Regions from separate parts of the Homo sapiens genome. Here region 1 is linked to region 2. A link is a loop called in an ENCODE intact Hi-C map of the cell type or tissue named here. Cell type or tissue: mammary epithelial cell. All regions are shown on one strand. Links, peaks and the distances in the headings refer to the core of each region. The heading gives the core; the rest is flanking DNA. Region 1 overlaps ANKRD28 (ankyrin repeat domain 28). Region 2 holds the start of ANKRD28 (ankyrin repeat domain 28).

Region 1 (15,845 bases), core at 4,455-12,454, 89 kb after region 2:
TCACTCTGTTGACCAGCCCAGAGTGCAGTGGCACCATCATAGCTCACTTCAGCCTCAAACTCCTGAGTTCAAGCAGTCCTTCCGCTTTGGCCTCCCCAAGCGCTGGAATTATAGATATGAGCCACCGTGCCTGACCATATGAAGTGTTTTAAAACTGTGCGTGAAACGTGCTATGTATACATAAATGTTAACTATAGTTATATCTTCCAAATTTCATCATTTTGTTAATCAAATTATTATTACAAGTTTTTATTTGTTTTGTTTTGAGTTGTGGGGGTTGTTTAGTTAGTTTTCCTCTTGTTTTTCTTATCCTTCTTATCAATGGAATCTATGTTTTTCCTTATGTCTGTAAAAATTGGCTATAGCTGGCCAGGCATGGTGGCTCACACCTGTAAACCCAGCACTTTGGGAAGCCAAGGCTGGAGAATCACATGAGCCCAAGAGTTCAAAACCAGCCTGGGCAACTTAGAGACCATCTCTACAAAAAATAAATTAGCCAGGTGTAATGTTACATGCCAGTAGTCCCAGCTACTCCAGAGGCTGTTGTTAGAAGATCACTTGAACCCTAGAGTTCAAGGTTGCAGTGAACTATGATTACACCACTGCATTCCAGCCTGGCTGACAGACCAAGACCCCCATCTCTTTAAGGGAAAAAAAAAAAAAAAAAAAGTCCAGGTGCGGTGGCTCATGCCTGTAATCCTAGCACTTTGGGAGGCCGAGGCGGGTGGATTACTTGAGGTCTTGAGTTCAAGACAAGCCTGGCCAACATGGTGAAACCCCATCTCTACTAAAATACAAAAATTAGCTGGGCATGGTGGTGCATGCCTGTAATCCCAGCTACTCAGGAGGCTGAGGCAGGAGAATCACTTGAACCCGGGAGGCGGAGGTTGCTGAGAGCTGAGATCACACCACTGTACTCCAGCCTGGGCAACAAAGCAAGTCTCAAAAAAAAAAAAGAGAGAAAAAAAAGGCCATAGCTAAAATATTAACATTAAAAATTAGGATATATCCTATCTGGAACATTTTGGAAAGACAGAATCCTTTTGCCAAGATGCTTTTTTGCCCTTTTTTTTTCTGGTTGAACAAATAACAACTGGTACATGAAAAATAATGGTAAAACAAATATATCCTGAGAAGCACTGATGTGTTATCTGAGTGTTTTACAAAGGATTATTGTATTTACTCTGTACAACAGACCAGTAAGATGTAGATGGTATTATCCTCATTTTCAGTTGAGGAACTGAAGGCACAAAGAAGTTAGGCAACTTGTCCAAAAATCTTGCTTGTGGTAAGTAGGAGATCTGAGATTCATGCTTAGGTTATTCTGACTCCAGAGCCTGTGCATGCATGCATCCTCTCTCCTCCTCCCCTTCCTTTCTCGTACTGCCTCCAAAAGATTAGAACTTCTGTAAAATTACTTGTCAATTGGATGGCTTGTTTACTTGAAAAATTCATATTATGGAATCAAACACTTAAGTAGATACTTATGATGTTCTAATTATTATTATAAAGACATGAGGATTTTTAAAGAATATCTGCGTTGTACAGTGTTAGCATAAACTTAGAATACTTGTGACATTTCCATTTTAGTACCTATGCAGAAGGCATGCTGAATGTTGCTGTGAGATTAGGAAGCTGCTAAGTAGTTTATTTCCTTTGCGTTGGTAACATGTATGTTTTGGTTAACTGAAAGATTTTAGAAAAGAAAAGACACTACCTAATCAGAAGAAAAGATAACCTAAATCAGGGATTGTTTTTCTTCATATTTGGAACTCCTTTAGAACTTCTACATGAAATATATATGTGTGCAGCCAGTCTGATTTATTATTTTAAGTGATTTGAGAAAATATTTAGTACACGTAACTATAAACAAATATATGTAGTTTTAATTATTTGTATTTATTTTTTTAAATGTATCCACACAAAATTCACGAAGTTAATTCTAATACTCACTTTTACTTGGTCAAGGAAGGATTCAGAATTTCTTAGAATGGAAATGTTGGAGCAGTGTGAAATTTTGAATCTGAAACTTGGGAGACACATCCTTACTGTCCCACTCCCAATTTTTATAAATTGTAAGCATGGAATTTTTGTATATTTGTGTTTTATGATACACGTGCTAAAAAAATTAATTCCTAATTTTAAACAGCTGTTTTACCTCCATAGGCCTCAGTTAAACTTAATTCATGTAAAATAGTTATAAAAATAAAGATGCAAGAGGGTATTCAAAGTAAAACTAAGGTTTACACATTATGGATATAGTAGAGTGAGTAATTTTTTTCTTCCCCCCCCAGAGTAAAGATGGGAAAACCCCACTACACATGACTGCTCTCCACGGTAGATTCTCCCGATCACAAACCATTATCCAGAGTGGTAAAAAGTATTTCTGTTTTTTTTTTGGGGTTTTTTTTTTTTTTTCTTAAATGTAGTAAAAACATCCACCAAATGAATGGTATTGAGGAATTGTCATCGCATTTTGTGTATTTTTAATACATGATTTCAGAGCTCATGAAAATAAAATATTAAAGAGTATAAAATACCACGTAGCTGTATCTTTCATACTTTTGTTTTTTATGTTTTGTTTCCCTGAACTGTGTTATTTCTTCAGCAGTTAGTATTAGCTTTTTTCAATATTGCTAAATAGAAAATTACTTTCTACCATAATTTGTATTATATATTAATGTGTGTACTCTGTATATACATTATACATGTATCATTTTCCCCTGTTGAGTATCTGCAACTATTTTCAGGATTTTAATTTCTTGAGTTTGTATTCTTTTGTGTTTAAATTAATATCAGGCAAGCTAAACTTTTAAATCAAAAGAACTTTTAGGTGTATTACTTTAAATCAGTGTTTTCCAAGGCATATTCCAAGAAATTTATCCTCAAGATAATAGGTGCTATGGTTTTGCAGGGGAAAAGTTGAAATAGGTTCATGATCCAATATTTTTTGAAGCATTGCATGCAGTCTTGATGACAGAGTATGCACATTAAAGCTCTGAAGTCTTGCTCTAAAGAAACGTGTTTAATTTTGTTTTAATACAGTAGTTTCCAAACTTATTGGACCCCAGAACCCTCTTGTCAATTTAAAAATCTACTAAAATCTTATGCTTAATTCACACAATTGCTTTAAGTATAAAAGCTATAAATCCATTGCCTGGCCCAATAAATGAGCTATGAATGAAATCTAGTTAAAATTGCTGTATCTATTAGTTTGTATGTGAACAGCATTTTTTATTACTTTTCATGTAGTACGTTTGACCTGATCTTTATATGGTCCAGTGTCTGACAGTAAGTCCTATATTGCAGGAGCTGTAATCGACTGTGAGGATAAGAATGGAAATACCCCTTTGCACATAGCAGCACGGTATGGCCATGAGCTGCTGATCAACACTCTTATTACAAGTGGTGCTGACACTGCAAAGTAAGTACTTACCGAGGTGTTGATAACTGATACAGGCAAGCACAAAGGGAAGTGAACTGCAGTTTTCTAGACATTTCACGTGGAAATGTGGATTTTATCCTCAATGTTGTATTAATTGCTTGAACTTTCTTTTGTATTGACAAAGTGGTAGGTTAAAATGTTTAAATACAATTTTATTTGGTAAGCCAGTGTATTTTTATGTATGTTACCCCAGTTCTTTCTCACTTTGAGTAATAACGCAGTTTTGATCAGAGCTGTTAATTTTTGTGATCTCTTTATTTTTAACCTAGAAGTACTTAAAAGTCCCAGAAAGCTGTATGTGCCAGATGCTTTTTTTTAATCCAAATACTATCTGTAGATAATACTTTTCAGGCTGTGCTGTGCCAAGCTCAGGGATTCCTTGGAATCCTACGAAGGAGTTCTTACCCCCACCCCCATTTTGGTCAGAACAGTTTGCTTGTATTTATTTTATAAATTAAAGTTCCCATTGTAATATTTTGTTTGAAAGATGAGTCCTCCTGCTAATGCTCTGCAAGAAACACCATACTTAAATTTATGTTTATCATTCTTTGTATCACATTTACATGTGTTCATTAACAAGTTTTAAATCTTTTTTACTTTCTGTAATGGTATGGTACTGCACCTATCTGTTTTGTAACTTTTTCCAAAAAAATTACATGAGCTTATTAATTTAGCCATCTAGATAGAAATTTAGGCCTTCTTTCACATCTGTACAAGTTGCTCTAGTTCATTTATTTTATAGAATTATTGTATAAAGATTTCACAATATATTCATTCTCCTTATTTGCAAATACAAGTTGCTTACAGTTTTTCACTATTACAGAATTACTACAATAAATATTCTTGAACATGTTGCATTATGGAAATGTTTCAATGGTGGGGTGACAGGGTAGTGAATTTTGCTCCCTAAGCAAATGTCCAGATACATTTTTGGTTGTCACAATTTGGGGAGGAAGGTGTTAATGTTAATGACATCCATTGGGTAGAGCCCAGGGATGCTGCTGAACAGCCTGTAAGCCTGTATGCACAGAATGGCTTCTCACGTTTCCCCAGCAAAGTCCATAATGACAGTAGTGCTGAAGGTGAGAAACCTGACTTTTGGAGAAAAATAGCTGGCTAATAAGTTATGCCCACCATCAAACTTTAACCAAATTACTCTCCGAAGTGTTAGACATTTTGGCTCTTAGTTATCTTTCACTTAAGTGGTCTCTTTGTAATGTATTTAACTGATTGTATTTTTCTTGTGTTAAAATGAAGATACTGTCCTGTTCTATTAACTTTAGGCGTGGCATACATGGAATGTTCCCCCTCCATTTGGCAGCCTTAAGCGGCTTTTCAGATTGCTGCAGAAAACTTCTTTCTTCAGGTAAGTGTAACCTTTGCAGCCTTTTGTATGTCTCCTCAAACCCCTCAAAATTTTTAGATGGTCTCTATCCTGCTTTTTAAAAATTAATGCAGATGGGTCCAGTATGGATAATTTAATAACCCCTTTTAGAACGTGTTGGGTTCAGGTCTGGCGTGGTGGCTCATGCCTGTAATCCCAGCACTTTGGGAGGCCGAGACAGGCAGATCACTTGAGGTCAGGAGTTCAAGACCAGCATGGCCAACATGGTGAAAGCCCATCTCTACTAAAAAAAAAATACAAAAAAAAATTAGCTGGGCGTGGTGGTGAGCACCTGTAATCCCAGCTACTTGGGAGGCTGAGGCAGGAGAATCGCTTGAACCCAGGAGGCAGAGGTTGCAGTAAGCCGAGATTGTGCCACTGCACACTAGCCTAGGAGACAGAGCGAGACTCTGTCTCAAAAAAAAAAAATACAGAAAACCTCTTCATCCCCTGTTAAAGAAAGACCATTAGCAGTTAATCTCCATTTCTTTCTTCCCTCAGCCCTAGGCAACCACTAATCTACTTTTCATCTCTATAAAATTTGCCTGTTCTGAACAGTTCCTATAAATGGACTCACCCAACATGTGATCTTCTGTGACTGGCTTGTTTCACTTAATATAATGTTCTCAAGGGTTATTCATGGAACAGTATCAGTACTTTATTTCTTTTTATTGCTAAATAATACTCCATTGTATCCTATTGCCTTTTAAACAGGCACTCTAGCACTTAAGAACCCATAGTTTTGTTTGGGATTGGAGGGGAGGATGTGATTCTTGATGTTTCATGACACAATTCTTTAGTGTAAAATAATATGTCTGTTATAAATAAGATGTATTCATTCTTGTAGGATTTGATATAGATACCCCAGATGATTTTGGCAGGACTTGTCTACATGCAGCTGCAGCTGGAGGGTATGTTAATAGTATTTTTATTTCTTTAAGAAAAGATAGCTGGTCATGGCAGGTTTTCTCTTATCTTTGTTCTTTTTTATTAATTCTGGGCTGCCAGAAAATAGAAAACAAAACAGGAGTTGTTTGGGAAAAAAAAGTCCAGGGTGGCAGAATACTTTTTTTCATCTTATTCCAGCCAAGTTGTAGGTTATGAGTGAGAGAGAGAGAGAGAATAAACCTACAAAAGGAAATACTGCCTTCTGTAAAAGAACATAATTTCTGGATAAGTAAAACTATTTCTTTAAAAAGTATGTTCTCAAATGAGAACATCAAAATACTGGGAATATTCTGAATAATACAAGTACTCTTTAAGTAGATTTGTTAATTTTTTTTTCCCCCAGGAAAAAAATGTTCATTTTGTGCTGTGTCTTACCTCTACTAGGAAGAGGAAAGTTTGAGATTGGAAGATTTTGGACTAAGTTTTAAATAGTACCACCAGGGAAAAATTAGGCAGTTGGTTCATACGAGCAACAAACTTCAGCTAAAACTCATGGCCTCTGGAACATGCTTCTTATCTAATGCTTCTGATAATTTAGATCTGTGATAAGCCATTTAATTCATGATTTCTCAAAAGGACATTTTGCAAAAACGTTATTCTCAATGATAATTTCTTAAAAATTTTCAGTGATTTCAGAGGACGAGTACGTTGAACCAAGAGTACACCAGCACAGTCTAAGTTGTAGAGATGGATTGTGAGCATGTGACTGGTTTTCTTGTTCTTCCAAGGTCGCCAGAGAACCTTCCAGTTAAAACCTAACTTCCACGTAACTTGCCTACAGAGAGAGGGACAACAGACTTGAGTGTCTGATCACTTGACAGTTACAGTTTTCATTGTAACATAGTAATTTGATGTTGAGGTTTATACAGTTAAATTACAGAAATACTTAAGTTATATCCTTTCCTCCAGTATTAACTAAAGATACATATATGTAAACAGTCATAGTATAGGAGAAGATAAGGGAAAGCTGACAGGACTCATGCAGTGGCTCACAGCTGTAAGCTTAACTACTCAGGAGGCTGAGACTTGGAGGATCGCTTATATCCAGGAGTTGGAGGCTGCCGTTAGCTATGGTTGCATCACTGGACTCTAGCCTAAACTATAGAGTGAGGCTCTGTTTCAAGAAAAAAAAAAAAACCTATAAGCAAGTTGTTTCCTAAAGCCTCCTCAGAATCTCTTTTGCAAATGTGATCTTCCTTTTAAACAATGACAACATGAATCGTGTGTTATTTCCTCAGTGTGCCAATATGTAAGTATATAACTTTCTAAATTCTAGATAAGATGAATTTCAATGTTTTATTCTTCATAGAATGTAAATCATCATTTTTGTCACATTTATCTTCATATAAAAACATGCTTTCATGCTTCTTTAAACCTACCAATTTCATTATAAAATCACTGTCAATTAAGTTTTCTAACTGTATTTTCTCTCAATAGGAATTTGGAGTGCCTAAACCTTCTGCTGAATACTGGTGCAGACTTTAATAAAAAGGACAAATTTGGGAGGTAGGGTATGATACAGTTTCTTTATGGAGCCTATTTTTACTTAATAACTTGATTGACCTTCTAACTGGCTTCTGAAAATTAACTGAACAATTTAGCATCTTGTACACTGATCATGATTCATTGAGAGTCCCAGCTGAAGTCAGTAACTTCCAAATATTCGTTCTCACCCACAGTTTTCTTCTTGAGTCCCTACCACAGCCCTAGCCTACCAACCACAGCCTTGGCCTTATAAATGCCTCTATACTTGCTATCACTTCCCCCCCTCCAAAAATTATGACTATGGAAATGTAAAGCCCCATAGAACCTATGTTTTTTCAAGAAACTCACAATACCTAGAAAATAATGATACAGTTCTCCTTTCTCCAAGTCATTTCTTGGTGAGGGATTCTACTGCCCATATCTTGTTCCAGAGCAGTAGTAAGAGGGAGGAAATAGGTTATAAATATATATGTGTAATTTTTCTTTCTCCTCTTCTATATAAATCTCTCACACACATATATCCACACATCCCACTAAGTATTTCACAACAGGAAGGCAGCTGTGAAATGACAGTCTTTGTAGTCATTCAGCAGGCCTCATTGTTGAGTATTTGTGGTAGCAGTATTTAAAACTACTGTTAAGTTACTTAGAGTAGGAATTGACACAGAGTGCATTAGAACCATACAGGAAAGAATTGAAGGCAGTTGGAATTGGTTTGAAAGAGATGACAGTATAAGCAAAACTGTGTGTGTCAACAGTTTGAGAATTATACATAGCAAAGTGTATGAGAAGGAAGGGTGTATGTCAGAAGAAAATGTGTGAATATATGTCAATGCATGTGATAGAACCAGTGCAGAAGAGAAGTAAAAAGAATTATGCATGGTAGGAAATCAGAAATGAATAGAAGAAAATAAAAACTATTTGACACCATAATTACTTTGAAGAACAGATTGCTCTCATAAGCCTACTTAATGGAAAGAACTAATGACCCACAAAAATAAAAAAATCACTTTGGCTTTGGAATGCAATATTTTTATAGCTAATTTGCTTTTATAATTATACTTTAATCCAGTTTATATTAATTTTTAGTACTTCAGGCATTCTATACTACAAATAACAGAGAGGGCTTCTGAAAAATGCTTTGAGTTGAGAGGGTTGAAAGTAATTCAGGGTTAATTACATTTTTTTTAATGTTTCTTCTATTTTTTTCTCTTACCTTTTGTTCTTCTTCTGAGACATGAATAGAAATTGCTACCTCTGTACTGTGGAACATTTTTATTAATGTAGGGGAAACTTTCCTAAAATGAAAGTTTTCACATTTCTGAGCAGAATATGAAGGTTATTTGAAAGTCACTCAAAGGACTGGGACTGGGATTGCTGCTACTGCCTGGAGGCGATGAAATAACTGCATTTTCATCTTATTTCATATACTTAAAGGTTCTCTGCCACCTTGCTTTCTTCTTCTAGCTTTATGTCCAGTCCTCCGCAAGACTTAGTATATGGTAGTCTAAGTCTCACTGTAAATAAAGTATTTGTAACTGGGAGGAGTAAGAGTCAACTATGCTTTTGTTTACTAGTTATGTCTCTGGCTTTTATCTTTCTTGTATTAACTTGGACCCAAAAGATCTCCACTGCACTACGCTGCTGCCAACTGCAATTACCAGTGCCTGTTTGCTCTTGTGGGATCAGGAGCAAGTGTGAATGACCTTGATGAAAGAGGCTGCACACCCCTGCACTATGCAGCTACATCAGACACAGATGGCAAGTAAGTACCATAGGAGTGAGAGTGGAGGATCAATATTTCTATAAACTGGCATCTTCCATATGGATGTTTTTGTTGCAAATTTGTGTTTCCTCTTTGTATTTTTTGTTGATTATCTTTGCCCTAAGTCTATTTTGGGAAATAGATTGGTTTCATAGTTATTGATAAATCATAGTTATTACTACCTATTCTCAGCACCAGCCTTACTAGCTGATCTGGTGGAAGAAAGATAAAGGTCCCTTCTTGTCCTATCTGCCAAAAGAGCATCTTAATATCACTTTTATGTTTTTTTCCACCTGACTTCTTAGAGGCTACAGCCGTGACTATATCATGGGGAAAGGGAGAGAGGAGATATATGAGTAATGTCATCAGAAGATTGGGTAGAGGTTGGAATACAAGTATCCTTCAGAGGTAGACAGTTCAGATTTGCAAGGAACCCTTGTAAATTGGTGTCCAAAAGGTAGTAATTGAACTGGCAGAATCTGGTACGTAGTAGGTACTACATGTTGCTTAAATAGGTAAATTAGATGGCAGAATAAGTAAATGTTGGCCAAGAATGAATAAGTGAAAACAAGAATAAATGATGCATAAACTGTTTCATAAGTATAATAATATTCACCTAAAGTTATCAGACCTATCTGTAATACCTTGATACATATTTTTTTTTTCTTCTTGCACGAAAATAAACTCATTGAAAACAGAAAAGATTTTCAGTGTCTGGTAATTCCCTATGGTGTGGGTCAGTGAAAAGTAAAAATACCATTGGCAGAAATAAGTAATGGTTTCTGGGGAAAGATGTTATAAAATGTACTTCATATAACAGAATTATTTATTCGGTTTTTAACATTTACTTTTCGCCCTCAAAATAAGAAGCATAATTTGATTCTTCACAAATGTTAATTTAGTATAAACTCTTTAATTTCAAAACCATTTTTATAAGTAACTTTTTTTATGTTGGATTGTGGCTAAAATTCTAGGGGTTTTTCAAACAACCCCATCAAAAATTGGGTGAAGGATATGAACAGACACTTCTCTAAAGAAGACATTTATGCAGCCAACAGACACATGAAAAAATGCTCATCATCACTGGTCATCAGAGAAATGCAAATAAAAACCACAGTGAGATACCATCTCACACCAGTTAGAATGGCAATCATTAAAAAGTCAGGAAACAACAGGTGCTGGAGAGGATGTGGAGAAATAGGAACACTTTTATACTGTTGGTGGGACTATAAACTAGTTCAACCATTGTGGAAGACAGTGTGGCGATTCATCAAGGATCTAGAACTAGAAATACCATTTGACCCAGCCATCCCATTACTGGGTATATACCCAAAGGATTATAAATCATGCTGCTATAAAGACACATGCACACGTATGTTTATTGTGACACTATTCACAATAGCAAAGACTTGGAACCACCCCAAATGTCCATCAATGATAGACTGGATTAAGAAAATGTGGCACATATACATCATGGAATACTATGCAGCCATAAAAAAGGAGGAGTTTATGTCCTTTGTAGGAACATGGATGAAGCTGGAAACATCATTCTGAGCAAACTATCGCAAGGACAAAAAACCAAACACCACATGTTCTCACTCATAGGTGAGAATTGAACAATAAGAACACTTGGACACAGGAAGGGGAACATCACACACCGGGGCCTGTCATGGGGTGGGGAGGAGGGGGAGGGATAGCATTAGGAGGTATACCTAATGTAAGTGACGAGTTAATGGGTGCAGCACACCAACGTGGCACATGTATACATATGTGCCAAACCTGCATATTGTGCACAGGTACTCTAGAACAAAGTATAACAATAAAAAAAAGATTTCAGAATCACACACACACAAAAAAAAAATTCTAGGGGTTTTTTGTTTGTTTTTGTGGGTTTTTTTGTTGTTTGTTGTTTTGTTTCGTTTTGAGATGGAATCTTGCTTTGTCGCCCAGGGTGGAGTGCAGTGCTGCAGTCTCAGTTTACTGCAGCTTCCACCTCCCAGGTTCACAAGCAATTCTCCTGCCTCAGCCTCCTGAGTAGCTGGGACTACAGGTGCCTGCCACCATGCCTGGCTAATTTTTGTAATTTTAGTAGAGACAGATTCACCATGTTGGCCAGGCTGGTCTCAAACTCCTGACCTAAGTGATCCGCCCACCTTGGCCTTCCAAAATGCTGGGATTACAGGAGTGAGCCACTGCGCCCAGCCTAAAATTCTAATCTTAAAGGCAATAGTAATGTGTATTTTATTTGCAAGAATATAAAGTATGTTTTTAGATAGCAACTATTTAAATAAAATCTGTGATAAAGACTATAAATCAGAAAATATTTTGGTAAACTTGGATAAGTAGCTTATCCCTAATTTATCAGTTTTATAATTTCATGGTTTGATTTATTGATTTGCTTAAAATAAGTTATACCTTTTATCACCATCTGTAGTCCTTTACCACTACTTTCACAGACTGGTTATTGGGTACAGCTCAGCATGATCCAGATTCCGCTGAGAGATTGTCTCCCACATTCCTTCCCCCAAAAAAAGATTACACTTTGATCCTTCTGCCCTTAGACAAATGCACTAAACCTGAATTCACACACACACAAAACCACAAAGGAATAACATATAATTCAACCCATAGTGTTGGAGATGTGTGGTTTCATTGTAAGCCAATCTACTTTTCCTATAGAAGGGTACTAGTACTAAAATCACTAGTTTTCTTACTGAATATAAACGGTTTTGAGCAAGTAAGCAATGACTTTTATTATTTAAATATTTAATCCTCAGTATGTACACTAAACAGCCTGATACACTGGAAAGTATCAGGCTTGATACTTGGGATCCGAAAGACCCAATTTAAATCTTGGAGTTTCCATACTGTACCCATTTGAGTATGAGCAAGTAATTGCTAAGCCAAAATATTCTTTATTTGTAAAAGGAAAATGAAACCTCCCTGTTAGAGTTGCTGGGAAAACTAAATGAGACTGTGCATAATCTAGCACTGTTAATGGGAGCCTCTGTTTCCTATCTTTATTAAGTATCAAAATCCCAGAGAGCCTGTCGAGTGCCATCATTTATTGATTCAATGATTTGTTCCATGGGAGCCTAGTGGAAAATATAAGCCACAGTAATTATTCTGGGATACCAGAGGCATCCTTTTAATAAGTGATTGTTTTGGAGGCTTAAACAGTGGCATTAAAGGATTTATTTTTCTTAAATTGTAAAAAATATTTTTCTTAAATTGGGTACAATTGTACCCAATTGTAATTGTATTCCCAGGAATAGCTTGAGTAATAAGAGAATCAGGCATAACTCATTCTGCCAAAGCAACAATGAAATATTTTCTAAAAGAAGAGACAAATTCCTCAGAGCTTCCAATTGCTATTATTCAGTAATGTACATTTGCTTATTTGTTTTTTAAATGGTTTTTTAAAAATCCCCTGTCAGCATCACAGTTTCTACCTTTAAAGCTCCCCAGGAAAAGTTGTTGTTTATACTTTGGAATTTTTAACAATCTGACATTGGTTTTCTTTTGTTTAGGACCAACATACAGTAATTATAATTCTGCTCTGCCTTTTATCCCTTCATCCTCACTTTGAGTAAATAATTGGAAAAATACATGAAATCTTCCGTGACTCATTCTAGTCATTCTGCTTGTTACCCCCATTGTCCTGATGCCTGCGTTCTTGGTAGACAGTCATTCAGCAAGTCCTCTGAAGTGTCTTTATTTTACATCATGTAAGAATCCAGCAAACAAATATATGGCTGCTATCGCAATGAACATATTAAATATGTGAAATATTAATAAATAAAATTATATTTGCCTGTTGCAGATACGTATAGGGCTGTCTTTGAGCAGGATGTCATGTGGGTCTTCTCCACACCTGTGTGTAGTATGTATATAAGAGAAGGAAAGGTTGAGGGCTGTTTTTCCTGATTATAAGGAAGAAATTCCCCTCATACCAGCTCTCCTGAGATAACCATCATCAACAGTTATATTGCTCTGTGTGTATGTAGATTATTTTATGTCCCTCACAGCCTTAATCAAAGTTGAAGTCCTGGTATATGTTATAAAGCCTTTTCTATATCATATATAATTTTTTAAAATATTTTATGGGTTGTTATCTCTAGCCCGCACTTCATAACTCTTCCGTCCTCTATCCATTACCCAGTTCCAAAACCTCTTCCACATTTTAGATATTTGTTTCAGCAACATCGTAACTTCGCAATAACAATTCTCTTAGTCTGTTTGGACTGGTATAACAAAATACCAAAAACTGGGTGGCTTATAAACAACAGAAATCTTATTTCTCACAGTTCTGGAAGCTGAGAAGTCAAGAATATCAAGGCACCAGCACATTCAGTGTCTGGAGAAGGCCCACTTCCTCTTTGAGGGCATATTCTTGCCATATCCTCACATGGTAGAAGGAATGAGAGCTCTTTTGGGCCTTATTTATAAGGACACTAATCCCATTCATGAGGGAGGGCTCTGCCCTCTTGACCTAATCACCTCCTAAAGGCCCCACCTCCTAATAACATCACCTTGAGGTTGGAATTTCACCATGTGAATGGGTGTGGGGGGACATAAACATTTAGACCATAGCAACACTCTTAGGAAATGAGGCTACATTTTGACTTCTAATGGCAGTTTATTTTTGTCTGTTTTCAAACTTCATAAAAATGGGATCATGCAGTTTTTTGTGTGTAGAGGTTTTGTAATGCTGAGATTTATTCCTATGTATCTGATATTTTTTATTACCAAAATCAATCTTTAAATTTTTTTGTGTTGGTATATAGAAGATATATTTGCCTTTTGTATGTGACTTACATTCAACAACCTTGTTAAGCTTATTGTGTATATATATGTAAGAGCAGTGTTTGATACTAGCTCTGCCTTTTACTATGGGGACCTTCAGCAAATTACTTAACCTCTCTGTGCCTATTTAATCTGTGAAATGGAGATACTAGTCTAAACTCTGTCACGACTATGTAGAGTTTAAAATGGTTTAGTATATATGAATTGTTTGGAACAGTTCTGACGTATCCTAATCTTCCTATAAAGGTTAGTTGTATTTTTTAAAACTGATTTTTTGGGCCAGGGGTGGGGTGGTGGGGGGTGGTAAGAACTGTTGTATGCCATGATGGGAAGAGTAGAGAGGAGGGAGGGCCTCTTGGAGTGACAATACCACATCTGTTTTCCTGGCTGAGTGGTCCTTACCCAGGGCTCTGACTAGCCATGGGACACATGAATTTGAATCAGTCTGAACTTGCCTCAGAACTCAAAATAGTAGGGTTCATGAGTGGTAGGGTAAGAGTAGGAGAAATTTAAATAGTTTGAAATGCATTCCGATTTTAACCTATGTGGTTAGTGGGGATGAAGATATTTAATTTGCCTAACATTGAGGAAAAAATTGTAACAGAATATTGTTTAGCCTTAAATATTTTTTCAGATTTTGTGTATATATTTTATTTCAGAGGACAGATTATGGAGAATCTTCATTTCTTAATTGTCTGCGTTTCATAAAATGAACATGTGTTAATGTGCAAACAGAAAAAAGAGTATACAGACTCTTCTGCCCCCACCCTCTAATGAAGTTCACATTTTCAAGATCAAGCAATTTTGTGATTCAGTATTTTATAAGCACCCTAGTTAACTTACCACTGTAAGTGATTAACCACTGTTCTAAAGCTTTGTGGGAACATAGAACAATGGATAAAGGGAAGACCTGAGGTGGTTTAGTCCTTGGTTTGCCATATTCTAGCCAAAAGGATTTGGGAAAAGTCATTTAACTTAGTGTCAGTAATCTTTTTCATTTGTTAGAGATAATGCTTACCCAGAGTAATTATGAAAATTTATATTGTTTAGCAAAATCTGAAAGGTATGCCAATAAAAGAAATTGTATTAGAATAAGTTTTGTATTCAGGTCTCAGTAAGGAAGACCCATTTCTGTTTTATCACTAACATCTAGAGAACTTGATTAAAGATTTTTTTTAAATGCCCTTGGGTAAAATGTTTTTGCCTGTAAAGTATTCCTACAGACTTGCAGGCTTTTTCTGCATCCCAGTGAGCACTGTCCTCTGAATTCGGCACCAAGGAAGGCTGTGTACAGAGTTTACACACTGACTGAAACACTTCCTTTTCCTGACATGTCCTCAGAATTAGTTTGTGAAACAAAACAAAACACCAGTCTTATTACCTTAGAGCCAGACGTGGGTTTTATTTTATTTCTTTATCATAGTGATACCCACTTTAACCTTTTTATTTTATTTATTTATTTATTTATTTTTTGAGACGGAGTTTTGATCTTCTTGCCCAGGCTGGAGTGCAATGGTGCAATCTCAGCTTACTGCAACCTCCGCCTCCTGGGTTCAAGTGATTCTCCTGCCTCAGCCTCCCGAGGAGCTGGGATTACAGGTGTGTGCCACCATGCCTGGCTAATTTTGTATTTTTAGTAGAGATGGGGTTTCTCCATGTTGGTCAGGCAGGTCTTGAACTCCCGACCTCAGGTGTTCCGCCCACCTCCGCTTCCCAAAGTGCTGGGATTACAGGCATGAGCCACTGCACCCAGCTTAATCTTCTTTTTTTTATTATGCTTGACTCCAAAGAATTTTAGCTGTACATAAATATCAAAATTGCACTTAAATGGATGAATATTTGCTGCCATTGAAGATATTACAATGAAGATTCTGAAAGTAATTTCTAAGAGGTCTAAAGCATTTTAAGAAATTCAGCATTTAAAGAAATAAGTGTTAGCATTGAAATAATGGCTCTCATATATTTGTGAGCTAGAGTTACTGAAAGATCAGTTACATTGCTTTAGAATTTCT
Region 2 (15,845 bases), core at 3,755-11,754:
TATTCTTTTGGAAGGAAGTAATTCTCTTAAGGCTGAAATCTAAAAATAGTCATCTAAATATTGATTTAAACCTTAAGTTCATATGTGTAACTGTTGAATCTACACTTACTTGGAAAAGTCAGTGAAACTCTGTTTTCGTAAGTACCTGCTACGTAAGTACATGTGTGTTGGGAGGAGGAAAGAGCGCAAAGTCAGCATTCTTCTAGTCCCCCATTATAGTGTTAAAATGTTACTAGTCTGCCTGTCTATAAAAACCTTCCTTCCTTTGAGGCACATACCATTTGGCTAGGTGATCCTTCTATTTCTTGTTGCTATCATCTGTCACATCTCATACCCCAGTTCCACATCTGGATCATGTTTGTCTGTCATCTAGGTGATTTCATTTCTTTGTAGATGACATTTTGAACATACTTAACTATTTAACAACCTCCACACCAGCAGTCATCTGTACTTGGCTGTAACCACCTCCACTTGGCTGTAACCACCTCAATGACCACATCCTACAACTTGTCTCATTTGCTGTAATTACCTTTGCTTCTGTATGTTTGTTCTTATCTATCCTGGACACCGTGAGCCATTGCTTTTAACTGCTCAACAGTCACTTATACTCACTTTTAACAATTATATATTATAAATGATAGTTTTGAATCTTCAACCATTTTCTGAAAAATGTGATAGAGTTTTTACATGGAATGTTCTAACTAGCAGACCATTGATTTCTTTGACAAAGCACCCTTCCTATAAATTAAAGGAGGAGCAAAATAATGAGGTTTATGGAGAGTTTTATTAAAATATCCATTTTTTTAGAGAATGGACAGTTAGAAGGTATCTGTATATGTCAGTTACAATTAATAACTTCATATGCTACACTCTTTCCTATGATGGACTTGGTAGCAGGTATAGTCTATATCTCGGCCTTCAGTATATACTGTCTTTTACTGTCTTTTATCTTGTACTGGTTAGATTTTTACGTGTATGACATAATGCCCTATTTAAGTTGCATAAGGAGTTTGAAGGTGATATATGATACCTTATAATTCCTTGGCATGGTATGTATAGTAGAGATATGAATGTCTAATAATTGTTTAATCAGTGCTGTGGTATTTTTGTTGAGTGTTTTAAAAAGTAAGGTATTCTTGCCAAAAGACTTTTAGATAATTTCAGTGTACTGGATTGAGTAGAATTGAGCCAGATCTCACCATTCTTTATGAATTTTTTTAATATTCACCTAGATGTAGGCAACTTTGGGATTTAACATTTCATTTAGAAGTCATGAGGGTAGATGCTAAGATAATGGGCTCTGTATTAAGTTTAAAACAGAGTTTGAGAGCATGAAATGCACCTTAGATATTGATGTAACAAGTAACATTCTTCATTGTATAAATTTGGAAACTAAAAAAGTCCCAAATTTCTTAAACTCCAATAAGCACTGGTTGCTTAAGTCAAAAACCTGGGAGGTTTCTGATTATCATCTTCTCCATCACTCTTGTAGCCAGTCTATTAACATGTCCTATAAATCCTATTTCTAAAATATATTTCTTTTTTTTTTTTTTTTTAAATGGAGTCTCGCTCTGTCGCCAGGCTGGAGTGCCGTGGTGTGATCTCAGCTCATTACAGCCTCCACCTCCCAGGTTCAAGCGATTCTCCTGCCTCAGCCTCTTGAGTAGCTGGGATTACAGGCACGCGCCACCACACCCAGCTAATTTTTGTATTTTTAATAGAGACGGGGTTTCACCATGTTGGTCAGGCTGGTCTCAAACTCCTGACCTCATGATCCGCCCACGTTGGTCTCCCAAAGTGCTGGGATTACAGGTGTGAGCCACCGTGCACGGCCTCTAAAATATATTTCTGTCTCTCCACCTATATGATCATGTCCTAATTCAGATCACCCACTCTGTTGGATTACTGCAGTGGTCTCCTAACTAGTCCTTTGACTTCCATTCTTCTACCCCTTTAATCCGTTCTTCGTATCAAAGCCACATAATGTTTTTAAAGCAAAAGCAAATCATGACTTCCTTAATTAAAAATTTTTAATGAGTTCTCAATTGATGAAAAATACAAACTTTATAACTTGGTTTACAAGGCCTCTCTATCACATGACCATACCCACTTCTCCAACTGCATGTGATATTGTCCCTCATGATTGCTTCCCCAGCCACATGGGCCACCCATTAGTTCCTTGTCTTTCAGACATTTTTTTTTATTCGAGAATTTATCACAGTTGCAGTCATATAGTATTTATTTGTGTGTATGGTTCATTAGAACAAGGATTGACTATTCATAATTTTGTTTTCTCAGCTTGGCAGAAAGACTGGCACATAGTAGATGAATGTATACTAGGTGAATGGATGGGGCAGATAAGTGATTGGCTGACTAGATGTTACTGAGCCTGTTTCTCATTTAGAGATTTGATAACAGTACCCACCAAAATGGTGGCTGAAGATGATTGAGAATATTTGTGGTAACTGTTTCCATCTCTTTCTCTCTCCTCTGATTGTCCTTAGCTTATCCAGGAAAATATGAATTATTTTCCAGCAGATTTCTGATTATTGTTTCTAGTACAATATGTTACAGCTCAAGTTTCTAACTCATTTTATTTATTGAAGATTTAAGTAGCCACATTGTACTGGAGTATGGATGTTGGAAGAACAGGGCTCGAAGGATATATGTCCACTCATAGATAATTAAAGGAAGAGTAAGATTATCATTTAGAGTTAGGCTCAGCTCCAAGTACCAGAGATGCAAAATTACAGTTTCTTAAACAAGGCAGGACTTTTTATTTCTCTCTAACATAAAAGTCAGAAAGTAGACAGTCCAAGGCTTGTATGGCAGTTCTGTTTGGCAAAGTCCTCAAAGACCCAGCTCCCTTCTAGTGTAGTTTCACTACCCTAGACTATGGTCCTTGTTTGGTTTAAGATAGTGGCCAATCATCTTTGTTCCAGGAAGCAAGCTGAATATGCTAGTTGGTCTTTAAGAAAGTTTTCTGAAAGGCACACAACACCTACTTAAAATTTTGGTCAAACTTTTTCATGTGGCTCCTAGCTACAAGAGAGCTGAGAAATGTAGTCTTTATTGTGTGAGGCTCTGTACTTACCTAAAGCTGAAATGGAAGCCTGGAGGAATGGACACAAAATACAGATCTCTGCAGAAAACACATGTAATATTAGAATGTGCTAACAATCTGCAGTATACAGTACTATTAATATTGGAAGGGTTAACAATTTATTATTACGAATGTAACGTACCAGTGGGATCACACCACTTGAGATCGTCAAACGATATTGGTTAATGGCCATTTTGGCATTATGACTGCATAAAAAATAAGTGTCCTGGATCATAAATATATTACCTGCAGAGAGTTAAGTCTGATCTATTATGAGGATTTTGAGTTGTGTTTTGAATACCTAGTGACTTTCTTGCAGTGGCTCTAATAATCACATAGATAATTGCATGGATTCTGGCCTGTGTAGCCTAGAAAGCAGCTATTCCTTGATTTCTCCCCACTCACCCTCTACCTCATTTTCTTTTAACTCTGTTCATAAGACTTTTTTTTCCTAAAGTATATGGATAGATGAGGCGTAGCTCAAGAAGATTGGTGAGGATTCTTGATCTGTCAGAAATGTTTTCTATAACATTGTTTGAACCCACTTCCTTACCATCTTTCACCACAAGCTTTTTATTTTCAAATACTCAGAGACCAGCTTGTTACTTGCCACAGAGTAGCCACTTAATATACCCTGAGTATTCTATTCTATGATAATACGGAGTTCACAGATGTGTAAGACAAAAGGTGAGGTTTAGGTTGGATCTTGTTGCAGAAAGGAAAAATCGTTTGTGTCAAAAAAAGAAATTCAGGTGTAACAATTAGGAACCCAAAAATTATCTTCCAGTGACTTAATGTTTTTATAATCAGTAAAAAGGTTTAAGCCAGCTTTACCATTATGTGATTCCATTAATAGTAGGAGTAAGCTCTTAATAGGATACATTTTAGTATAAAGAATAGAAGGATTATAAAGCTGTCAGAGTTGAACTTGTTAGCTTATTAAAAACTTAATCTAATATGGCCTAAAAAATAAGTACCAAAGAAAATAACCACATCCCCTTGATATTTCTCTAAGTGGAAAAAAATGTTGAACTTACAGTTTGCACAATCTTTATCAGCAGTTTTTTATCAGAAGTACTTTCTCTGTTTCTAAGTTCTTAAATATTCACTTGTCTCCTTTTAAGATGTGAGTTCCTTGAGGGTAGGAGCCTGTCTTATTCAATAGAAGAAGACACAAAACAGTGCTGCTAATTTAAATAATTTAAAAACTGACATATTTCTCTTAGTATTTTTTATCTGCTTTTGATTTTATAATATACCATGGGCTAGTACTTTCTATCCTTTTTCCCAAAGGAATTTTACAGTCCCTAAACTGTAAAATCTAGTGAAGGTAGAAGAATGGAAGAACCTGTAGTCTTTCTTGCCTAAGTTTACTGCTCCCTCTCCCCAATTAACACTTAGTATGTGCTTGTCTAGTTACTAGAGTCTAAAATGAGCTTTTAGCAGACTCTCAAGAGATCACTGAAAAGTGTGGGGACTTGGCAACTGAATGGGATCTCCAGACATTAATCTGAATTACCTCACTTGTACTGGGTCAAGAGGAGGAGGAGTTTAATAGCCTTTGATCCACTCACTGGCTTCACAAGGGATATCATTCAGCTATCCCAAATATCCATAACAGTAAGGTTATCTTGTTTAGATTTCACAACACTATGAAGTAAATTCTGTTAATGTCATTTAATAGATGTTAAAATGAGCACAGAGAGGTTACTAAATAAGTGAGTAGCCCAGGATCCCAGAATTAGGTTAGTGGGAAGCCTGGATTAGAACTTCAGGCAATTTGACCACAAAATAGCCTACATTCTCAAGCACTGTACTGTTACTCTATTTCTCTTAGACAAAAATCTTTGCAGGTTATTTTTTTCTTATATAAGTGTCAAGAAATTTAGGCTTAGGGAATTTAAGTGGTTTGTCCAAGGACACAGCTAGGAAATGATGGAAGCAGAATTGAACTTCAGGTGGGCTGACTCCTGAGCCCTTAGTTTTAACCATCACCCCATACCTTTGTTTTATATCCTGTCAACTTCTGAAATTTTAATTGTTCACTTATTAGAGATATGAAACTCACTTTGTTGCACCTTAATGCCACCTATATTTTCTGGTTAAAATATATGTATACCAACACACCCCCACTATTCTTGTTTATAAATCTCCACCCTTCCAGAGTCTCGTGACGACAGAATTCATTTCAATGAAATTATTTATAGGTGGAAGAAAGTGGAAGGAGACAATATGTATGAACACAGTCCCTACCTTCAAGGAGTTTGTTTTCTGGTTGGGAAAGACCTAAGTGTGGAGGTTGACTTAGAACAAGAAACAGGATGTACCTGCTTAAGTCTAAGTAGGTGAACTTAGGTACTAGATACTTTGGAACAAGTTAAGATTGTTAAGATAAAAAGAGATTTTGCTTTGTGGGCTTGGGAACCCTGAAGATGAAATATAGGATATTGTTACTATAGTTGTTTCACTTTCAGATATTTCAAATATTAAGATTTTTTGATTCAGCTATGTGGAGATGGATAACATAATTGATGTATGTTCAATATTTACATACCTTTAATTTGGCATAAAAGTATTTTATATATTTTAAAATATAACTAATGAATTGTTAGCATGTTTTAATTGGTACAAATATGTTAGAGTTATTGCTTCTTCCATAGATTGATACATTTTATAGCTTTCAATGGTTCTTGTTTTAAATTCTGACATTCTTATATTTGTATCATGCTGGGATTTTTTGTTTTTTTTTTCCTTTTTATGGTTTTAAGACTTGCTTTGAAGTACCCATTTAAAAATAACTCGTTTTAGAATATAGCAATAAATAGTATATTCCTTTGTTACCTAAACTTTTCACAACCTTTATAGGTTACCTGTTTGTTAAGATCACTTTTATAAGCTAGTATTACAGGTTGCAAAGATCTGGAGATGAGTGGAGAGAAGAGAGTGTGTCTGTATGTGTGTGTACTCAGTGATAGCAGAATAGATTAGAAAGAGTATGTGTTTAAAATAACACACAACTTTATTAATTTATACAACTTTGGGTAAAATACATCATTTCTGAGTCTGTTTTTCCCTCTATAATGGGAATACAGCAAGGTTATTGTATTAAATGAGAATGTACAGCACATAGCATATCACAGATGTTCAAAAGTAACTATTATGTTTATTATTGTTTATTAATAAAAATGCTAGTTAATATGAAGAACACAGATTGAAGGGGGACCATGGTATTTTCTTTGTAAGTTTTCTCTTGAGAAATATCCCCCATGTTGGGTAAACAGAGAAAGAAGAAAAAAAACGATGAAATGATTGGCTTTGACATTTATTTATGGCTTTGGGAAATTTATAGGGAGGGAGATTATTTGTATTACCCTGTGCCCTTTTGACATAGGTAATTCAGGACGAAGGACATTTTTTTTTTCATGTACCTCTTTAACAGATTTTTAAGGCTTTATTCCCTATCCAAATGGGAAGGTAGGATTATTTTATTTCTTCAGTGAAAAATCAAATGATTTATATAATTTTAGAGTTAGGATTTCTACATTATGAAATTTTTGCTTTTCCCTTTAAAATATGAATCAATGATTGATTAAATTCACCAATTTAGAAATTGTTAGACAATCTTAAATTTCATTTGTTTAAGCTTTGCATTCTAGAAAATAAAATACACCTGGCAGATTAAAACTGATCTTGGTAAAAATATGAATAAAACAATTTCATGGTTTTTATAATCTAATAAAATATTTCTCCATCTTTAAACCTTTTTTATGAGTCCATTGCAGGCATATTCTTACTGCAACTGTCATTATAGGGTTAAACATTTGCTTTATTGTAACACACGAAAGCAGTTAAGCCGTTTGGAATTGTTTACTTGCTAAAACCACTGTTAGTCAGCAGAGGCAGTACACCAGATTTCCTTGTGGCTTTTAGTGGAAAATGTTAAAAGCGCACTCATTTTTCAGTTATAGAATTTTTTAGTTTGATTTGGATTAGTCACAGAACTGGCATGAACCTTCTAATTGTGAAGGCTGTCCAAATGCACTATTTTTTTCTCCTGCTAGAGGAAGTTACATCCCGAGAAGTAGCTCAGATCTCTGGTAAGTGTAACATGTGAGCATTACTAGGCATTTCATCCTGTGGGTCTGCAGTCTTTGCTCTTCAGACTGTTGCTCCGTTGGAATGCTTCTGTGGGACTGATACTGAGGTTCTATAGATATTTTTTAAGGACCTACTCATTTGGGGATGTCAGTGGTGTTTTGCAAGATCATCTGAGGAACAGGAAAGCATTTGAAATCTGAAAAGGATAACTGTGGCGGTTTTCACAGTGGAAGGAAACTATATTGGCAAAGAGGCAGATGACTGAATAAAGTAGTTGGCTCAAAGAAGATGCACAGTCTGCTATTTTTTTCTCTGAATGAAGACTGTTTAATGGAAGCTGTATTCATGTGGAGATCAAAGGAAACACTGGAATGATACACTACTATGTTTTTCCCCCCCCTTTTTTTTTTTAAAGAAAACAAAAAGCCTGAAGCAGTAATTTGAGCTCAAATGCCTTCTAATTCCTTCACAGCCTGCTTGTTCTACTAGGATTCTCCACTAACACCATTTCTGCCTGGTGCCTGTGCCCTTTTGCTGGAGCAGCCACAGACAACTGCCTGATGGAGAAAGAATGAACGCTCTGCCTTGCTTATGCTATCGATGGGAATAAAGCTAACTGTGTTTCTTCTATTATATGGGAAACCTGGATTAATCAAGCTGTATTCTAGTACCAAGAGTCGTATTGTCTCTTGTGGTCTGACTCATCACATGTAAACGTACTGCAGCTTTGCTATTAATGCAGAGTGGTTTTTTTTTTTTTGTTTTTGTTTTTTGCCCCTTTCCCAAACACTGAAAGAATTGTTAACCTCTGAGCTTCATTTTCAGGATTTGTGCTGAGCTCTAGATCTTTTTTCTGTGAATAGTATCTGCATTAAACCAGTGATGAAGAAATGAAGACAAATTAGAAGTGGAAACAGAATAGTGAGATTTTATTTTTTATTTTCAATTATAAGCAAAACAGCTACTGGTAACTATATGACCTTGCAGGCAAGAGTGGGTATCGCTGTGATCATCTCTGTCACAGCAGTTGTTTCTCATTTCATTCTATATTGTGTGGTGTTGTGTCACCAAAAACAATGATTGTTTTGTGCAAGTAAATTTCAGAGATAGAGCAATAAGACTATTTTGGTAGAGGAAAAATATTTTTAAATGAGCTTGGACTCAGTTTTAGTTATTGACATGTTGGTGTGAAATTTCTTCTTAAGTATTGCAGTAATCCAACAGAAATAATAGAATTTCGTTATATTTAGGAAGTTACAAATTATGTAGTCATAATTTTAAACTTGTTTTTCCAGTAGTACTTATTAACTTTAAAAAAAAAAAAAACCCAGCTGTGCTGTTCAGAGAATGTTTGTAAGTGTTGTACAGAAGAGGAGGAAAAACTACTTGTGCTCTTCCAACTGTGACTTTTATCACATAGCTTGGAATTTAGTGTTTTAAAAGATCGAATGAGTCGAGTGTGTATTGTTGTTTTGGAGGAGGTAGAAGATGAATCTCCTGCATTCATTTCTAAATTGCCACAGGAAAATAAATCCCTACATTCTCCACCTTCTGGAAATGTATTGGTAAGATATGTAAGTTTATATGTTTACTATATTCTACTGAACTAGTAGTATAAATCTTGTTTTTTAAGAATAGATGTAAATTTCCAATAGTTTCTTTACAAACCCAAATTAAAGCAATACGTGTGTAGATATGATGCAGTATTTTTGTATAAAATGCACATTTTTCGTTTTTACTTTTTTGAATGCTGAGATAACATTTCAGTCTTTACTATGTCTTAATCTCTTTAAAAGACTGTTTAAAAATAATTTGAGAATTAGTAGTTATGGCAACCACGTTTCTGTTTTCATTTTGTGGTTTCAGAAACTGATGTAACAAGAATCAGGAACTCTGCATATTTTAGGAAAGGTTGACTACCCCCAGCAACACTAAGGCATGGCCTTTTCTGTAATGAATTTTATGTATTTACATATAAGACTTTATATGAGATTCAGTCTTCATCTTTAACCTTGGTTTTAGTGCTACTGTCAGCTGGCTCCTTGACTAGTATAGTATACCTTATCAAGAGGCTGTATCGTTGATTAAGAAATTATTATATTTAGTTATGCATGTGTTTGTCTTTTCAAGTTATTTAAGTATCCAGTATTTTTTGGTCTTTGATTAGTGGCTATTTTCATCAACTGCCAGGTTTGCTTTCTTGGGATTTGTATCTTTATACATGTAATGCTAATCCATGTAAGATAATTTGATGCCCCAAACAGACCTTTTCAAAAAAGCCTTCCTTCATGGGCTGGAAATTGCTTAAAAAGTTCTGTCCCACAAGTAGATGTTGAGATCACACATTTGTATTTGGAAGAGTCTTTCTTTTTGTCATATACAGAAACAAAAGGCTTCTACTTACAAGAAATAAAATCTGATTTTGTTTATTATACTACCTAAATTGGGTCAAACTGAATTGATTTTTTTTTTTAATTAGGCCTTTTTTTTCCAAGTAGGAATCCTGTACTTTGACATGATTTGGTTTTATGAAACTTCTGGCTAATGTCAAAAGTGATTATTGCTACAGGGAAGAAAACTTGTAGATTCCAGAACTATGTAAAATATCCTTAGTCACCCCACATGGATGATTCTAATGTTTTTATTACTCTCTTCTATTTTAGCCATCACTGGTGCAAGCTATATTTAACGGAGATCCTGATGAAGTTCGAGCACTAATATTTAAGAAAGAAGATGTTAACTTTCAGGTAAAACAGTTAATTCACTGATGCCAGCCTTTAAAACTGCTTTTTAAAATTCTTTCCTAGAATTGTGATTTTTGTTTACAAGACATAATATAACTCTGTAACAGTTGTTTTAAATGAGGGCAGGAAGGTATTGAGGCAAAAGGGAAAACACTGGACATATACTCAGGGCAGTAGCAGCCAGTAGGGGTCTTTTGTTCTCCCAGCTTTTTACTTTGAAATTTTTCAAACATAGGGAAGTTAAAAAAACATGCTGACTACCCATATACCTTTCACTTACTTTTGGCATTGATAACATTTTGCCACATTTGCTTTCTGTATTTATTAATATACAACTTTTACATATATATGTAGTAAGTTGCAGAAATCATGATACTTCACCATTAAATACTTAACTGTGCATTTCAAATGAGGATTCTTGTAAGTGTATATCTAAATATAAGATCAGATTTGCTTTTTGTAAATAATCATGGTGAGTGTTTTACAATGGTGCTTGATTAATTTTTGTCAGATTAGGTTTTCAGTAAAGTCATTGTTGGAAAAGTTTTCAGACTTAACGATACAGTAGTATATTCAGTGCTGACATGATGGACAGTTTTAGAAAGGTGGATATATGGATAATTTTCTCTCTCTGTTATGTTTTTTCAGTGGCCAGTATTTAGTTTACTAAGTTGTGGCTGAAAGTACATTACGTACTCTAACAAAATTACATCCACTAATGTATATATTTTTACCAGAAACAAATGTACCCCTGAGTTATGGAGGGGGTGAAAAGTCATATGATTCACAAAGTCGCTGTGGCAACACCAAAACAGATGACCTAGAAATGATTGTGGTTTTAAGAAAGCACCCATTGCAAGCTCATTTTTAACTCTCATCTTTCCTCCTTTTTTTTTTAATATAATACTGCTGTGACCACTTAATGTTAGGTAGATACAAAAAAGTTTTACCTTATTTTTAAAATAATGAATTATCTGAATAGATTTGAATCATTGGCTAAAACTGTTGTTAATTTTAACATTGGGTAATGAACAGAATGCTATCATTATATATTTTTTAAAATTTTTTCTAAGTGAATTGCCTTCAAGTTTATATTTAGTTGGAAACATGCACCTAATTCAGGATTTATGTATGTATGTATGTATGTATTTATTTAGAGACAGAGTCTGGCTCTGTTGCCCAGGCTGGAGTGTAGTGGCATGATCTCCGCTCACTGCAACCTCTGCCTCCCGGGTTCAAGCGATTCTCCTGCCTCAACCTCCCAAGTAGCTGGGATTACAGGCACCTGCCACCACGCCCGATTAATTTTTGTGTTTTTAGTAGAGACAGGGTTTCATTCACCATGTTGGCCAGGCTGGTCTCAAACTCCTGATCTCAGGTGATCGGCCCGCCTTGGCCTCCCAAAGTGCTGGGATTACAGGCGTGAGGCACTGTGCCGGGCCATGATTTATTTGTTTTAAATGAAGTGTCTGGCTACTTTACCCAGGGTATACTGAAGAGTATGCGTTTCTTAGAAAATAGCTCAAGGGGTATAGACGCATGAAAAGGTGGAAAACATGTTTTCCATTTAACTCCTAAGGTTTTCTTGTTATTTTGGTTTTATTTTAATAGTACTGACAAATACTACCTTGATTAGAAAGTTTGAACTATAATTCCATTTACCAGGGCTAATTTCTCCATCATTACAAAGTTTATTGTAGCTGACATTACTTTTATGTTATATTTAATCAATTTATCCTAAATTAAAAAAAAATTCAGAGTCATTGAGAGCATCAGCTCACTCATCAGTAGGCCTTTCTTGAGAGTAACTCTTTGACAATTGTCTTCAGTGATACAAAGGTTTTTGACAACAACTTTTATGATTGCTTTTAGGCCTTTTCTCTCGTGACCCTTTCTTAGTAGTTGAGAGTGTTGCCTTAAAGTCAAGATTTGTTAACTTTTTGGCCATTATTTGAATTTAAGATGGTAAATATCATCTGATTTTGTCTGATAAGGAATCATATGGGGTTTTAAAAGGCAATGGGTGTTAAATGCACTGACTTTTAATAGGTAATAAAATATTTTTAAGCTTTATGTCAGTGTGACAGTCGTGTTTTTCCAAAGTAAATTTATTTAAATAAGTATTTGGAGAATAACGTTGGACTTTTTGAAACTCAGGTTTCTCTTAAGTTTTTTGAAGTTGTTTTTATTCATTTTTAGAATGGATATAAGTTCAGATTTATTTCTCTACCATTAAATAGTCATTGTATAATTTTAGATGAGTTTCTTTAGTCACACCCTGAGGTTTTGAATATTGTAGACCACTAAACAGCACGTTTCTTAGTAACACACCTAATAGATTTTTCTTCTTATTTTAGTGGGTTTTAAAAAAAATTTGTGGGTACATAATAGGTGTCTATATTTATGGGGTACATGGGATGTTTTGGTACAGGCATGTAATGTGAAATAATCATATCATGAAGAATTAGGTATTCATCCCCTCAAGCATTTATCCTTTGAGTTACAAACATTCCAATTACATTATTTAAGTTATTTTAAAATATACAATTAAGTTATTATTGACTATAGTCACCCTATTGTGCTATCAAATAGTAGGTCTTATTCTATTTTTTTGTACCCATTAACCATCCCCACCTCCCACTCAACCCCCCATTACCCTTCCCAGCCTCTGGTAACCATCCTTCTGTTATGTCCATGAATTCAGTTGATTTGATGTTCAGATCCCACAAGTAAGTGAGAACATGTGATGTTTGTTTTTCTGTGCCTGCCTTATTTCGGTTAACATAATGATCTCCAATTCTATCCCTGTTGTTGCAAATGACTGGGTCTGTTTTTTTATGGCTGACGAGTACTCCATTGTGTGTATGTACCACATTTTCATTATCCATTCATCTGTTGATGGACACTTAGGTTGCCTCCAAATGTTAGCTATTGTAAACAGTGCTGCAACAAACATAGGAGTGCAGATCTCTTCGATACACTGATTTCCTTTATTTTGGATATATACCCAGCAGTGGAATTGCTCGATCATATGGTAGCTCTATTTTTAGTTTTTTGGGGGACCTCCAAACTGTTCTCCGTAGTGGTTGTACATTCCCACCAATGGTGAACAAGGGTTCCCTTTTCTTTACATCCTCACCAGCATTTGTTACTGCCTGACTTTTGGATAAAAGGCATTTTAACTGGGACAAGATGATATCTCATTGAGTTTTGGATATCTGATGATTAGTGATGTTGAGAACCTTTTCACCATTTGTGTGTCTTCTTTTGAGGAATGTCTATTCAGATCTTTTGCCCATTTTTTATCAGATTATTAGGTTTTTTCCTGTAGAGTTGTTTGAGCTCCTTATATTCTGGTTATTAGTCCCCTGTCAGAGGGGTAGTTTGCAAATGTTTTCTCTCGTTCTGTGGGTTGTCTCTTCACTTTGTTGATTACTTCCTTTGCTGTGCAGAAGCTTTTTAACTTGATGTGATCCCATTTGTCCATGTTTGCTTTGGTTGCCTGTGCTTGTGGGCTATTGCTCAAGAAATATTTGCTCAGACTAATGTCCTGGAGATTTTCCCCAGTGTTTTCTTGTATTAGATTCAGTTTGAAGTATTTAATGCATTTTGATTTGAATTTTGTATATGGCAAGAGATAGGGGTCTGGTTTCATGATTTTGCATGTGTTTATCCAGTTTCCCAGCACCATTTATTAAAGAGACTTGTCTTTTCCCAGTGTATGTTCTTGGCACCTTTGTCAAAAATGAGTTTGCTGTAGGTGTTTGGATTTGGTTTTGGGTTCTCTGTTCTGTTCTATTGGTACACGTGTCTGTTTTTGTGACAGTACCATGCTGTTTTGGTTACGATAGGTCTGTAGCATAATTTGAAGTTAGATAATGGGATTCCACCAGTTTTGTTCTTTTTGCTTAGGGTGGCTTTGGCTATTCTGGGTCTTTTCTGGTTCCATATAAATTTTAGTATTTTTTCTATTCCTGTGAAGAATTCCATTGGTATTTTGATTGGGATTGCATTGAATCTATAGATTGCCAGGACATTTTAACAGTGTTGATTCATCCCAATCCATGAACATGGAATATTTTTCCATTTTTTGGTGTCCTCTTCAATTTTCTTCATTCGTGTTTTATTGTTTCCATTATAGAGATCTTTTACTTCTTTGGTTAATTCCTAAGTATTTAATTTTATGTATGGCTATTGTAAACAGGATTACTTTTTAGTTTCTTTTTCACATTGTTCACTGTTGGCATATAGAAATGCTAGTGATGTTTGTACATTGATTTTGTATTCTGGAACTTTACTGAATTTATCAGTTCTAGTTTTCTTGTGGAATGTTTAGGTTTTTCCAAATATAAGATTATATCACCAACAAACAGGTATAATTTGACTTCTTCCTTCCCAATTTGTATGCCTTTGATATCTTTCTCTTGTCTGATTGAGCTAGATAGGACTTCCAGTACTATGTTAAATAACAGTGGTGACAGTGGGCATCCTTGTGTTGCAGGTCTTAGAGGAAAGATTTTCAGTTTTTCCTCATTCAGCATGATACTAGCTGTGGGTCTGTCATATATGGCTTTTATTATGTTGAGATATGTTCCTTCCATATCCAGTTTTTTGAGGGTTTTTATCATGAAGGGATATTGAATTTTTTAATCAAATGTTTTTTCAACATCAGTTGAAATGATCATATGGTTATTCTTTATTTTTTTGATATGATATATCATGTTAATTGATTTTGTGTTTTGAACCATCCTTGCATCCCACAGATAAATCCCACTTGATCATGATGAATGATCTTTCTAATATATTGTTGAATTCAGTTGTGCTAGTATTTTGTTGAGGATTTCTGCATTAATACTCATCAGCGATACTGGCCTGTAGTTTTCTTTTTTTGATGTGTCTTTGTCTGGTTTTGGTATCAGGGTAATACTGGCCTTGAATGAATTTGGAAGTATTCCCTCCTCTATTTTTTAGAATATTTTGAGTAGGATTGGTATTAGTTCTTCTTTAAATGTTTGGTAGAATTCAGCAGTGAAGCCATTATGTCCTGGCCTTTTCATTACTAGAAGACTTTTTATTACAGCTTTGATCTCATTACTTGTTACTGGTCTGTTCTGGTTTTGGATTTCCTCTTGTTTCAATCTTGGTAGGTTGTATATGTCTAGGAATGTGTCCATTTCTTCTATATTTTCCAGTTTATCAGCATATATAGTTGCTTACAGTAACCACTAACAAGCCTTTGGATTTCTGCATAAGTCATAATGTCTGTGTAAGTCGTAATTTCTGTGTAAGTTGTAATGTCTCCTTTTTCATTTCTGATTTTATTTGGATCTTCTTCTCTTTTTTTCTTAGTCTGGCTAAAGATTTGTCAATTGTATTTTTTTAAGTCAACTTTTTGTTTCCCTAATAGATTTTTAACAAACTTTAATTTTAAAAAATTATATATTCATATTATTTGGTATGACATGAAGTCTTCTAGAAGTCATGTAACATAGTTTCACTAGCAAATACTAGAGTTTTATATTTGGCAGATTTTGGCCACAGATATAATAATTGACTACCTGAATAAATAGAGGTTTTTTGCTTGTGTAATAATTTAATCTAGAGCATGGTAATTTGGGGTTGTTTAAAACAGCAATGTCAGAGCTCTGGGTGAGCTTCTCTGTGAAACTCTTGGCTTTCTCATAATAAAGAGATGACTGCTGTATCATGTACTTATGGGAGACAACCAAAGACATTGGAAAAGAGACTCTCCTGTACATTTTCTTTTCTTTTCTTTTCTTTTTTTTTTAAAAAAAGGAGAAAACCTCTCTTCGAAAGTCCCCACAAAATTCCTTCCTAAGGTTCCATTGGTTACAAGACTACTCTAAACTAATTCACCAGCAAAGCAGAATGGGGTTCGC

What was found. Peaks named below come from ENCODE experiments on the same cell type or tissue, not always from the same donor. Only the 100,000 strongest peaks of a DNase experiment are listed, where the experiment ranks them.
Region 1: it touches region 2 in a loop (4-fold over the local background); 4 of 110 quality-filtered maps call a loop at or near these places.

The regions. Positions count from the first base shown.
Region 1 is chr3:15,701,106-15,716,950 of GRCh38, reverse strand. ANKRD28 (ankyrin repeat domain 28) reads left to right here. Exons shown (of 28, transcript NM_001349278.2): 9 at 2,295-2,373; 10 at 3,310-3,424; 11 at 4,729-4,811; 12 at 5,677-5,740; 13 at 7,215-7,283; 14 at 8,887-9,027. It also overlaps a transcript of BTD not described here. Among named protein-coding and RNA genes, the nearest start is that of MIR3134, 12 kb to the right of the region's middle. In mammary epithelial cell, for the core only: no CTCF peak of the experiment used is centred there; no DNase peak of the experiment used is centred there.
Region 2 is chr3:15,789,326-15,805,170 of GRCh38, reverse strand. It overlaps ANKRD28 (ankyrin repeat domain 28), which reads left to right and starts at 7,192. Exons shown (of 28, transcript NM_001349278.2): 1 at 7,192-8,766; 2 at 9,865-9,948. The coding sequence starts at 8,650. RefSeq lists enhancers at 404-543, 10,578-10,727 and a silencer at 2,862-2,961. In mammary epithelial cell, for the core only: a CTCF peak has its summit at 6,993; DNase peaks (open chromatin) are centred at 7,090 and 7,890; H3K4me3 peaks cover 1,828 bases; H3K27ac peaks cover 5,126 bases.